Regions from separate parts of the Homo sapiens genome. Here region 2 is linked to region 1. The links are chromatin contacts, found by Hi-C or POLR2A ChIA-PET in ENCODE. All regions are on one chromosome and are shown on one strand. Each heading gives the region's core, a stretch centred on a gene start or an enhancer-like site at or near the end of the contact. The rest is flanking DNA. Distances are from core to core; before and after follow the strand shown.

Region 1 (5,979 bases), core at 1,350-3,849:
TTCCCATACAGTCTCCTTTCTCTATATTCCCCGCTTTTGAAATCTCACCTACTTTCATGGCAAGGCAGATGACTTACAAATTATTCTCCCCTTCCCATATCGGGCAGGTTCCAATGTCACATTTCCATTTGTCAGTTGGGCAATCTTAAGCATACTGCCATCACTCCAAAAGCAACACGTCGGCCAGGCACGGTGGCTCACACCTATAATCCTAACACTTGGGGAGGCCGAGGCAGGCAGATCACCTGAGGTCAGGAGTTCAAGACCATCCTGGCCAACATGGTGAAACACAAAAATTATCTGAGCGTGGCGGCGCATGCCTGTAATCCCAGCTACTCGGGAGGCTGAGGCAGGAGAATTGCTTGTACCCTGGAGGTGGAGGTTGCAGTGAGCCAAGATGATGCCATTGCACTCCAGCCTGGGTGCCAAGAGCAAAACTCCTTCTCAAAAAAAAAAAAAAAAAAAGGCTGGGAATGGTAGCTCATGCCTGTAATCCCAGCACATTGGGAGGTTGAAGTGGGTGGATCACGAGGTCAGGAGTTCGAGACCAGCCTGGACAACATGGAGAAACCCTGTCTCTACTAAAAATACAAAAAATTAGCTTGGTGTGGTGGCACCCGCCTATAATCACAGCTACTCGGGAGGCTAAGGCAGGAGAATTGCTTGAACCCAGGAGGCGGAGGTTGCAGTGAGCCAAGATCACGCCATTACACTCCAGCCTGGGCAACAGAGCGAGACTCCATCTCAAAGAGAGAAAAGAAAAAAAAAAGCAACATGTCTGAAATACTCTTTTCTTTCACCTTCATCTCAAATCTTTCACTTTTCTATTTCTGTTGATGCTACCGCCACTCTCCTTGTATCTTGGTTTTTCTCTTACCTTCAATCCTAAACTTGCATTCATCAATCCTGTTTTGTGCTTTCTTTGAAATCACTCACATCTATACTTTCCTGTTCTTTTCCGAGCTCAACTCCTTCTCCCAAGGTTTTCACGCTCTTTTGAATAAGCCCCAAACTCTGGCCCTTGTACTTTTTCTTACATCCCTCTCCCTGCAGGGATACCCACCACCCCAAACCAAATTCTACTCATTCTTCAAGATAATTAAGGTAATCCCACCTTCTTCAGCTAGGCTTTGTGACCACCCAATATTGAAACGATTTCCTCTGCCTCTGAATTCCTACAGCAACATTTAGTTAAGCATTCATTTGGCAATTTAATCAAGTGGTGACTTATGATAGCTTTTTAAGTGAGCCCAGATAATAACTATTTATCCCTCATATTGAGTACTGTCCAGTGCTGCACAAAGAAGTCACTCATAAATATTTTTGGATGGCTGATTTACTGATTGAAATTATATCCTTCCATGGAGATTTGCTTTGCAAGGGAAACATGAAAAGAGGGCATCTGGGTGATACTAGGCTGTCATCAACCTATCATCAATGCTTCCTTTACATGACCAAAATCAGGCCAAGACAAAGAAGTCAGTCTCATCTCCATCATTTGAATCGAAAGAAAATAATCCCGGTAATCACAAATTCCATTTCACTTTAGAATAACCATTCCTAAAAGTTTGCAAAATTTATTTGTAGTGTTAATCTGCCCTCCTCCCCCACCCAAAATAATTTAAAACAGCCCAAAGTTAGAAAAAACTGAAGGGAAGAAAAGACTTGGAGAATTTTCAACGCTGCCAAAACTCAGCCAATTTATAAGCATATGAAGATCCAAAATGAGCCCGAATGTTGGTCCCTTCCTCTCAGTCTTGCAAACTTCAGGGAGCTACTGAACGGGACCGCTCTCAAGTTAGCCCCCGAAAAGACACTGATGTAAAAGTGCTGACCGGCAAGTTGACTTGCAAACTGAGGTTAATTACTAAGCCGACCCTCTGTCCCGGCAACTCACTTGCGCTGAGAAGTGAGGGTTGCAAAGGTGAAAATAGGGAAAGAGGTCGGTGGGCTGGGGAGAGGAGGCATTTCCAGTTTGTCTGCTGCGGGAAGTTGTCCGCCTGGGCTGGTCGCTCCAGAGCACCACCGGGGGCAGGACCACGCCGCGTTTGGGAGCTGGACAAGCCCAGGCCCGCCCCGCCCCGCCGCCGGGACCCATCAGGAGCCAGACAGCGCCCAGCGACCGGTCAGGGTGCAGCCCAGGGCCCAGAGCCAGTCTCCGCCCCTTCCCTCTGTCCCCGCCCCGCTTTCCCAGCAGGACGCAGCCGCCTGGCGTGCGGAGAGCGGCCTGTCGCGCGCTGGGCGCGGGGACTCAGGGTCCCAGCAGTGGGTCGCGCACCTGAGCTATCTCCATCCTCGGAGACCGACGAGCTCTCAGTGTCCTCGTCCTCGGAGCTGCTCCCCTCATTTTCGGCGTAGTCCACCTCCATCTCATCGTGATGGTTGGTCTCCTTCTTATCCCCTCGGGAATGGACTGGCATTTTCCAGCCGCGCCGTCGCTTTCCACTACCGGCGCCCAGCCCGGCCACCGCCGCTTCAATGAAGGGCGCGCGGAACGCCCCAACCCACCCAGCCACCGAGCTTGCTCGCCCCCTTGGCTCCTCCCCGCCCCCGGCCCGGGCCTCACAACCTAACCCGCAGGCTCTGCGATGGGAGCTCTGCCATTGGCGGAGGCCTTCCACCGAGCCAGAGGGCGGGGGCTTGCCCTGCTCTGGTACGATTGGTTGCCCGCAATTACGACGCGGCCTTCCGATGCTTGCCGGGAGTTGTAGTTCGTAGGTCTCAGACCTGCAGGGGCTGCACGCTTCCATCCCTCGGCAGCCCTGATCACTTCTTCCTTCTGGACTTCAAGTCCCACAAGGCACGAAAGCTGACACTCTGGATCGCAGTTTATAAACTAAACAGAAACAGATTGTGCGAATTTAGTCTGTATTTATCTATTTCCCGCCAAGTGATTGTTTGACCTGCCTGACCATCAGAGATGTTACTGTTAGATGTGAAAATGTCTTTTGCCTAAAAGGATCTTTGCCTGCTCATTGAGCCTGGGGAACTGGAGAACCATCTGTTTTACTAAGCACCTTTATTACCTACCATTAATAAACTGTTTTATTTAATTATTAACTATAGACGATAACTTGCACTTTCTGTGTTGTGCAAAAATCTTTAAATTATTCTTGAAACTTTTACAATACAGAAGGTAAGGAAGTTTTATCTTGGCATTTTCAATCTAATATTTTTGGCATTTATTTTTTACCAAATGCAGTCGGAAAATGCCATCAGTCCTGATTTAACTTTAGTTTTCAATGAAAAATACATACTTAACCAGATGTACTTTCTCAAAAAAAGGGTACATAGCTCCCTCTCCCTCTCCCTCGCCCTCGCCCTCGCCCTCGCCCTCTCCACGGTCTCCCTCTCCCTCTCTTTCCACGGTCTCCCACTGATGCCGAGCCGAAGCTGGACTGTACTGCTGCCATCTCGGCTCACTGCAACCTCCCTGCCTGATTCTCCTGCCTCAGCCTGCCGAGTGCCTGCGATTGCAGGCGCGTGCCGCCACGCCTGACTGGTTTTCGTATTTTTTTGGTGGAGACGGTTTCGCTGTGTTGGCCGGGCTGGTCTCCAGCTCCTAACCGCGAATGATCCGCCAGCCCCGACCTCCCGAGGTGCCGGGATTGCAGACGGAGTCTCGTTCACTCAGTGCTCAATGGTGCCCAGGCTGGAGTGCAGTGGCGTGATCTCGGCTCGCTACAACCACCTCCCAGCCGCCTGCCTTGGCCTCCCAAAGAGCCGAGATTGCAGCCTCTGCCCGGCCGCCACCCCGTCTGGGAAGTGAGGAGCGTCTCTGCCTGGCCGCCCATCGTCTGGGATGTGAGGAGCCCCTCTACCTGGCTGCCCAGTCTGGAAAGTGAGGAGCGTCTCTGCCCGGCCGCCATCCCATCTAGGAAGTGAGGAGCGTCTCTGCCTGGCAGCCCATCGTCTGGGATGTGGGGAGCACCTCTGCCCCGCCGCCCCGTCTGGGATGTGAGGAGCGCCTCTGCCCAGCCGCGACCCCGTCTGGGAGGTGAGGAGCGTCTCTGCCCGGCCACCCCGTCTGAGAAGTGAGGAGACCCTCTGCCCGGCAACCGCCCCGTCTGAGAAGTGAGGAGCCCCTCCGCCCGGCAGCCGCCCCGTCTGAGAAGTGAGGAGCCCCTCCGTCCGGCAGCCACCCCGTCTGGGAAGTGAAGAGCGTCTCCGCCCGGCAGCCACCCCGTCCGGGAGGGAGGTGGGGGTCAGCCCCCGCCAGGCCAGCCTCCCGGACGGGAGGGAGGTGGGGGGGTCAGCGCCCCGCCCGGCCAGCCGCCCCTTCCGGGAGGGAGGTGGGGGGGTCAGCGCCCCGCCCGGCCAGCCGCCCCTTCTGGGAGGGAGGTTGGGGGTCAGCCCCCTGCCCGGCCAGCCGCCCCGCCCGGGAGGTGAGGGGCGCCTCTGCCCGGCCGCCCCTACTGGGAAGTGAGGAGCCCCTCTGCCCGGCCACCACCCCGTCTGGGAGGTGTGCCCAACAGCTCATTGAGAACGGGCCAGGATGACAATGGCGGCTTTGTGGAATAGAAAGGCGGGAAAGGTGGGGAAAAGATTGAGAAATCGGATGGTTGCCGTGTCTGTGTAGAAAGAAGTAGACATGGGAGACTTGTCATTTTGTTCTGTACTAAGAAAACTTCTTCTGCCTTGGGATCCTGTTGATCTGTGACCTTACCCCCAACCCTGTGCTCTCTGAAACATGTGCTGTGTCCACTCAGGGTTAAATGGATTAAGGTCGGTGCAAGATGTGCTTTGTTAAACAGATGCTTGAAGGCAGCATGCTCGTTAAGAGTCATCACCACTCCCTAATCTCAGGTACCCAGGGACACAAACACTGCGGAAGGCCGCAGGGTCCTCTGCCTAGGAAAACCAGAGACCTTTGTTCACTTGTTTATCTGCTGACCTTCCCTCCACTATTGTCCTATGACCCTGCCAAATCCCCCTCTGCGAGAAACACCCAAGAATGATCAATAAAAATAAATAAATAAATAAATAAATAAATAAAGGGTACATAGACAAGGAAGCCTCAATAGGTATCATAACTCATTAAGTGACCATTTATCCTCTGTATCAGGTATCTTGGTAAGCCCTTTACATGGGTTTAGTGAGTTTAATTCTCAATTTAATAGCCCTGAGTTAGGTGCCATTGTTATTCCCATTTTACGGATAAGGAAACTTCATTTGCAGACCAATCTTAAAACTATATTTTACCCCTTATAACGACAGGGTTTCTTCTTCTTGAAGTGGCAATTTGCTATTGAAAGATAGTACAGGCCGGCAGGGTGGCTAACGCCTGTAGTCCCCACACTTTAGGAGGCCGAGGCGAGTGGATCACTTGAGGTCAGGAGTTCAAGACCAGCCTGGCCAATATGGTGAAACCCAATCTCCAGAGGCTGAGGTGAGAGAATTGCTTGAACTTGAGAGGTCAAGATTGCAGTGAGCCGACATTGCACCACTGCACTCCAGCCTGGGTGACAGAGTGAGACCCTGTCTCCTGTCTCAAAGAGAAAAAAAAAAAAGTTCATAGAATATTGTGGATTGTATAGCATTGCATTCTCAAAGACAAGGTCCAAAAATATGCAGTTAAATTTGCAATTTTATTTAATTATCTATCTATTTAGAGACAAGATCTCGTTCTATCGCCCAAGCTGGAGTGCAATAGCAACCTCAAACTTCTGGGCACAAGCGATCATCTCGCCTCAGCCTTCCAAACACCTGAGACCACAGGCACATGCCACCATGCCCAGCTAATATTTTCGTTTTTTTTTAGTGACAGGGTCTAGCCCAGGCTGGTCTCGAACTCTAGTCTCAAGCAATCTGTCCACCTAAGCCTCCCAAAAGCACTGAGATTCCCAGATGTGAGCCACTGTACCCAACCTAGATTTGTAATTTAATGACAGAAAACCTTTTAAGTGCTACCTATCTCTTACAGAGTAAAATACAAAATAAGGGATGTGTATTATATTTAGTGTCAGCCTACTTCTCCCT
Region 2 (5,979 bases), core at 896-3,395, 1.4 Mb before region 1:
ATACCATCAGTCATTAGGGAAATTATGGGAAAACCCCAATGTTATGTCACTATATTCCTACTAGAATGGCTAAAATGAAAAAGACAGTGTGAAATGTTGCAAGCATTTGGAGGAACCAGAATTCTCAAGCTGCCACTGAAGTATAAATTGACACAATATGAAAAACTTTTCAGTAGTGTATACCACAAACACACATCTGCCTATCCTGTAACACAGTAATTTTCTAGTAGGCATATACGCAATAAAAATGTACATATGGCCAGGCGCGATGGTTCACACCTGTAATCCCAGCACTCTGGGATGCTGAGGCAGGTGGATCAGCTGAGGTCAGGAGTTTGAGACCAGCCTGACCAACAAGGTGAAACCCCGTCTTTACTAAAAATACAAAACTTAGCCAGGCGTGGTGGTAGGCACCTGTAGTCCCAGCTACTCGGGAGGCTGAGACAGGAGAATTGCTTGATCCCGGGAGGCGGAGGTTGCAGTAAGCCGAGATCGCGCCACTGCACTCCAGCCTTGGCGGCAGAGCGAGACTCCATCTCAAAAAAAAGAAGAAAAAAAAAAGTATACATAATTTCATCAAAATATTTCTAAAAATCTTTATAGCAGCCCTATTGGTAATAGCCAAAAACTAGAAATACTATACATACAGCATGAGAATAACAAACTGCTACATAACTTGAATAAATCTCACAAATAAAATATTGAGCAAAAATCAGAAACTAAGGACTAAATACCATATTACTCCATTTATATAAAGTAAATAATAGGTGAAATTCATTGATAATGTTGGAAGTCCAGATAATGATTACCTTTGGAACCATGAAGTGGGGCTTCCGGGATGCAATAATGCTCTTTCCTGATCTAGATACTGGATACATGGGTATTTACACTTTGTGAAAATTCACCGAGCTGTACACTTACGATTCATGCACTTTTCTGTATGTCTTTATACTTTAAATATTAACGCAATAAAAATATCTCTATAAACTCTACTCCTTTGAAGGAAAATTGTATACATCTCCCATTCATTTTGCTGATTGCCATCATTACCTCCCATCAATGACATGTCTTGATTCCTATTCCTCACATTAAAAATTAAACTGTTTTAATTAATTTTATTGGCATACGATTGCATAGAATGATTATGTAATTGTCATTTTAGATGAACTCCATACCAGATCACAAGGAAAAACTTTGAAACGCCAATAATTTGTGATAGTATATTCAAGTTATCTGGGGAAGAAAAGAACACCTCCTTGAAATGTAGTTTTGTTTGGCCCTTTGTTTTGGCTTATTTCTATCTACTACCACTGTGATTTAACCTGCATAAAATGCTCAAAGGAGCTTTTCCAAACGCGTGTGTTTGTGGAAAGTTGTTCCTTTCTACCATCCTTGTCTAATAATGCGGCTGTCTTGTTCCCTCCATCCATAGAGCTTAAAATGCTTCCCAAACGTTGCACCAGGTCCAGGGACATTGTGAATCAAAAAAGAAAAAAAAAAATTCTAACAGTATCTTTTTACAGCATGGCTTAGCGCGCTTAAAGAAGCCCCTCATTCTTCGCCCACACTTCCACGTGTGAGAAATGAAATATAAAACGACTCTCTCATGGGCACAGAGTCGATCAGAGGTTGAGCGAGGACTGGAACCTTCTGACTAACCGCGACTTAAGGGGAAAAAAACAAAAAAAATACACCCTTGAATAAATGCTCAGCTGCTCAGGTCCAGTATTAGGAAACTGGAGACAATACCAAAACCATACCCAGAAAGAGCTGTCTGCCACCTGAGGACCCCACGACACTGACCTTCGAGAGAGCCCCATCACTCCCGGCCACGCGGGGTCAGCATTCACTAAGTACAGATTCCGCGGGGCCCCTTCTCCTTCTCCAAGGAAAAGTCTGCGGCCGAAAACTCCAGGGCTGATCTGTGCCCACCACTATCATTCTCCGTCGCCCAAACCTCCCTGCCCAACCGTTTACCTGAGATGCGCCTGGCATAGACCGGGGAGTCGACACTGCGCGCTTGCCGAGTTTCTCAGGCCGAGTGCGCAGCCACCGCGTCAGCCAATCGCCACTGGCTCAGAGCCTCCTGGCTCGAGACTCACCCACAGACGATCCGGCGGAGGAGCGGGGCGGCGCGTGGGGCCTACGGGGCGGCGGCGCGCCGCAGGGGAGAGCGCAAGCGGCGAGCACCGGGCATGCGCGTGCCGCGCTGCCGGGCCGCGAGGCGGGGCCTCCAGGAGAAAGAGAGAGCTTGGGAAGAAGGCCCGGGAGGAGTTTGGAGAGAAAGTAGTCGAACTTAGTCTGCTGCGGTGGTTGCCCTAACGGGATGCTTATGGTTGTCGAATCCAAGACGACGAGCGCAGAACGCTCTTTCTCTTCTGAAAGAGCAAAACGTTGTCTGGACAAAACCTAATAGGATTAGAAGAGGGAGAACGCGGAACTAAAAACGGTGTCTTGTGGCCTCATACTTGGCCTCGTCGAGTTTTCCCAAGACCTGTCGAAATTGTGCTTTCCTTCTTTGTGTGTGGTTTGGGATGAGAGGTGGGAGGGACGTGTTTCGAAGCGGCGGTCAAGTGAAAATGGCACCAGATCGGGCTCCGGTTGAGTGAGCAAAAGTACTATCTAGATCCTGGCCAAAGAACGTTTCACACTAAAACCTTGGAGCTGGTGACTTTTTTTTTTTTTTTTTTTTTTGACTGAAGTGCTGGATGAGATTACGATATGTGAATCCTCTAAGAAAAAATGTTAAACCTTACAGAATTTAAAAATGTCCAAAGTTTTCAATTGGCCTACCTCCGTGAACTAAGAATGGTATAATTAACTGCTAGTAATTTAAATTTGGGTTTTTTGTTCCATAGTTCAGAATTGGTTTTATAAATGTCACTTTAACTCCTGTTACTCATGATTCCTTCAGACACCAAATACTTAGTGACCACATACCATGTGCCAGGTACTCTTCTGGGTGCTGAGTAATAAGCAATAATATTTTTTAATACACCCCAGAGAATAGGCATAATATGAGGTGCTGACGGGTTCCTAAATTTGTGGTTAAAGTTAATGAAAGGAACTTATCCTTTAGTAAGTGTACAAAAGAGAGTTTAAAAAACTGAAAAAGGCCGGGCGCGGTGGCTTACGCCTGTAGTCCCAACACTTTGGAAGGCTGAGGCAGTGGGATCGCTTGAGCCCAGGAGTTCGAGACCAGCCTGGACAACATGGCGAGACCTTGACTTTATTAAAAATCAAAAAAATTAGCTGGGCATGATGGTGCATACCCGTAGTCCCAGCTACTAGGGAGGATGAGGTGGGAGAATCGCTTGAGCCCCAGAGGTGGAGACTGAAATAAGCTACGATGGCTGGCGCCACTGCACCCCAGCCTGGGGGACAGAGCATGACGCTGTGAAAACTAACAAAATGGAAAAGTTGGACGTAGATTAACTTGGAACAACAGAGGTTATAATATTCACCAAATTTTCGTTATGTATGCTGTAATGAACAGTGTTCTCAAGAAGTTTGTTACAGATTCAGCTTTGAAATGCTTTTTTCTTTTTTGCTTTACTTCAGTCAGGATTTGAATCATATTTATGAACATAAAGTACCATAAAAATCTATGAGACAAAAACAAAGAGTGTACAGTTTATCAGAGCAAATACTCCAATCAGGAAGTATATAGCTTGTGCAAAGGCTTAGGGCCAAATCAAATTATGTGTAAAACAAAGGAAAAAGTTGATTTTCCTGGCTAGGAAATAATAAATAAAACAGGATAGTGACTACCACAATGAGAACATTCAAACCATGTAATGAATTAGTAGAATAAATTTAGAGAAAAATTATAATATTTTTCATTGAGTAAAGTTCATTTCCTCCTTTTTTTAAAGCCCATTATCTGGGTGCTTACAGTCTCTGGCATAAAGAGAAACCTCATATTTTCTTTCCTTTTAGTAAGCTGATTTTCTCTCTCTCTCTCTCTGTTTTATGCAGTGAGTTCAAACATTAGGACTAATTCTCCCTATTCTTTTTCCTTTTTCCCTAACATACCTGAAGTAACTCATTAATGTTCTTTCCCTAAACTTTTGATACCACAACAGGTAAGTTTTCCCCTACTCCCCTCCACCACCACCATAACCAACATATCCATTTCTTCATTTTCTATTGTTCTAACAGTTGCCTGTCTATAAGAAATGAAAGAGATAAATTAGAGCTTTTTTCTTTTCTCAAAATGATTATCAAAGATATTGTCTATGTCCTCATACCTCATACAAGCTGGACTTTTACAGAAATATGGATGAAGATGAGAAGAAGAAAATGAACCACTCTTTCGTTACAGGGAGAAAAAGAATGTCATATTATTAATATTATCAAGTCTGTTAATGTCAGATCATTAATATTCTCAAGTCTATAAATATTAGGCTTCTGCAGTGTGTCACACACTGATCAGTTCTGCAAATAAAATAATGAATAACAATTAGGCACACAAGTAGCTGAGAATACCATATGTATTAATCAGGGTTCTCCAGAGAAACAGAACAAACAGGATATGTGTGTATACACAGAGACTACATAGAGAGAGGGACAGTGATTTATTGTAAGGAAATGGCTCATGCAGTTGTGGACTTTTAGTGAGTCCAAAATCTGAGGGAAGAGGCGGGCAAGCCTCAGAAAAGAATTGTAGTTGGACATACATGGAATGTAATCTGTTGTATTCAAAGTCTGGTGATTTAAATGGTAATCTCATCAAAAAAACACCTTCACAGAAGCATCCAGGATAACGTTTCACCAAATATCTGTGCACCATGGCCCAGCCAAGTTGACAAAATTAACCATCACACTGTGTAAACTGAGAAATGGCTTTGGGAGAGGGGAGTTCAGGGGATGAGGAAGACAGAGTCAGGAAAATCTGAAGGAGATAATGCCTCCTGTAGTATGAATAAGACTTAGCAAGGTGAAGAGGTGAGGGTGGAGGTGCAGAGAAAACAGAATTCCTTATAAAGGAATCAATATGGGAGTGAGATACTGTAAGGAGCTATAAGCAATTTAATATCACAGTATAAAATTTAACATGGAAAGTGGTGGGAAATGAAGTTGGAGAGATTATGAAAGGTCTTTTTTAAAAATAGAGTTGGGGACTCACTATGTTGCTGGGGCTGGTATCAAAGTCCTGGCCTCAAGCAGTCCTCCCACTTTGGCCTCCCAAAGTGCTCGGATTACATGCATGAGTCACCATGCCAGGCAATATAAATGATCTCCTAATTAAGTACCTTGGACTTGATTCTATAGTCAATGAATTTTGAAAGTTAAAACAGGAGTGATGAGATTAGATTTACACTTTCATTCATCAATTTAGAAATACGTTTCAGAATCAAAATTCTCAAGTTTGCAAGACTAGTTAATCTAATTGAAAAACGATAAAAAGGCTGGGCTCTGTGGCTCATGCCTGTAACCCCAGCACTTTGGGAGGCTGAGGTGGGTGGATCACTTGAGGCTAGGAGTTGGAGACCACCCTATCCAACATGGTGGGACCTCCCCCCACCGTCTCTACTAAAAATACAAAAAATAGCCAGGCATGGTGGCACATGTCTGTAATCCCAGCTACTCAGGAAGCTGAAGCATGAGAATCACTTGAACCAGGAGGTGGAGGTTGCAGTGAGCTGAGATTGTACCACTGCACTCTAGCCTGGGTGACAGAGTTAGACCCTGTCTCAAAAAATAAATAAATAAATAAATAAATAATAAAATGTATGTGGTAAAGCACGATAGATGGAAAAGGGTAGCTTGAAGAAGTAGGAAATAGTTTGCAAAATCTGGTAAATAACTAGTTGAGAAAGAGGAAAGTGTTGATGGTATTAAAGAAATTGGTGAATAAGTAAGTTCAGTTTTGATAGAATGAGTTTGAATTGCTAGGGAAGCATCTTAGAGTAGCTTTCCAGCAGTCATATGCAAGGAAGCATTCTAGACTGGGCTAGACATGAGATTAATGAACAT

What was found. A loop is a pair of places that touch in the nucleus more often than their neighbours do. ChIA-PET counts read pairs that join two places held with the same protein, here RNA polymerase II (POLR2A). Pooled maps may share reads with other maps.
Region 2: a loop to region 1 is called in a pooled map, with 7 times the contacts of the local background. The contact joins the promoter of MIPOL1 here to the promoter of BRMS1L in region 1. A Hi-C loop is called at or near these places in 3 of 50 pooled maps. POLR2A ChIA-PET finds 5 or more read pairs at or near these places in 3 of 52 experiments (BJ, HepG2 and endothelial cell of umbilical vein).

What each region holds. Positions count from the first base shown.
Region 1 is chr14:35,822,958-35,828,936 of GRCh38, reverse strand. It overlaps BRMS1L (BRMS1 like transcriptional repressor), which reads right to left and starts at 2,599. Exons shown (of 10, transcript NM_032352.4): 1 at 2,279-2,599. The coding sequence starts at 2,420. RefSeq lists silencers at 2,039-2,208, 2,459-2,558.
Region 2 is chr14:37,194,103-37,200,081 of GRCh38, reverse strand. It overlaps MIPOL1 (mirror-image polydactyly 1), which reads right to left and starts at 2,145. Exons shown (of 13, transcript NM_001388067.1): 1 at 1,978-2,145.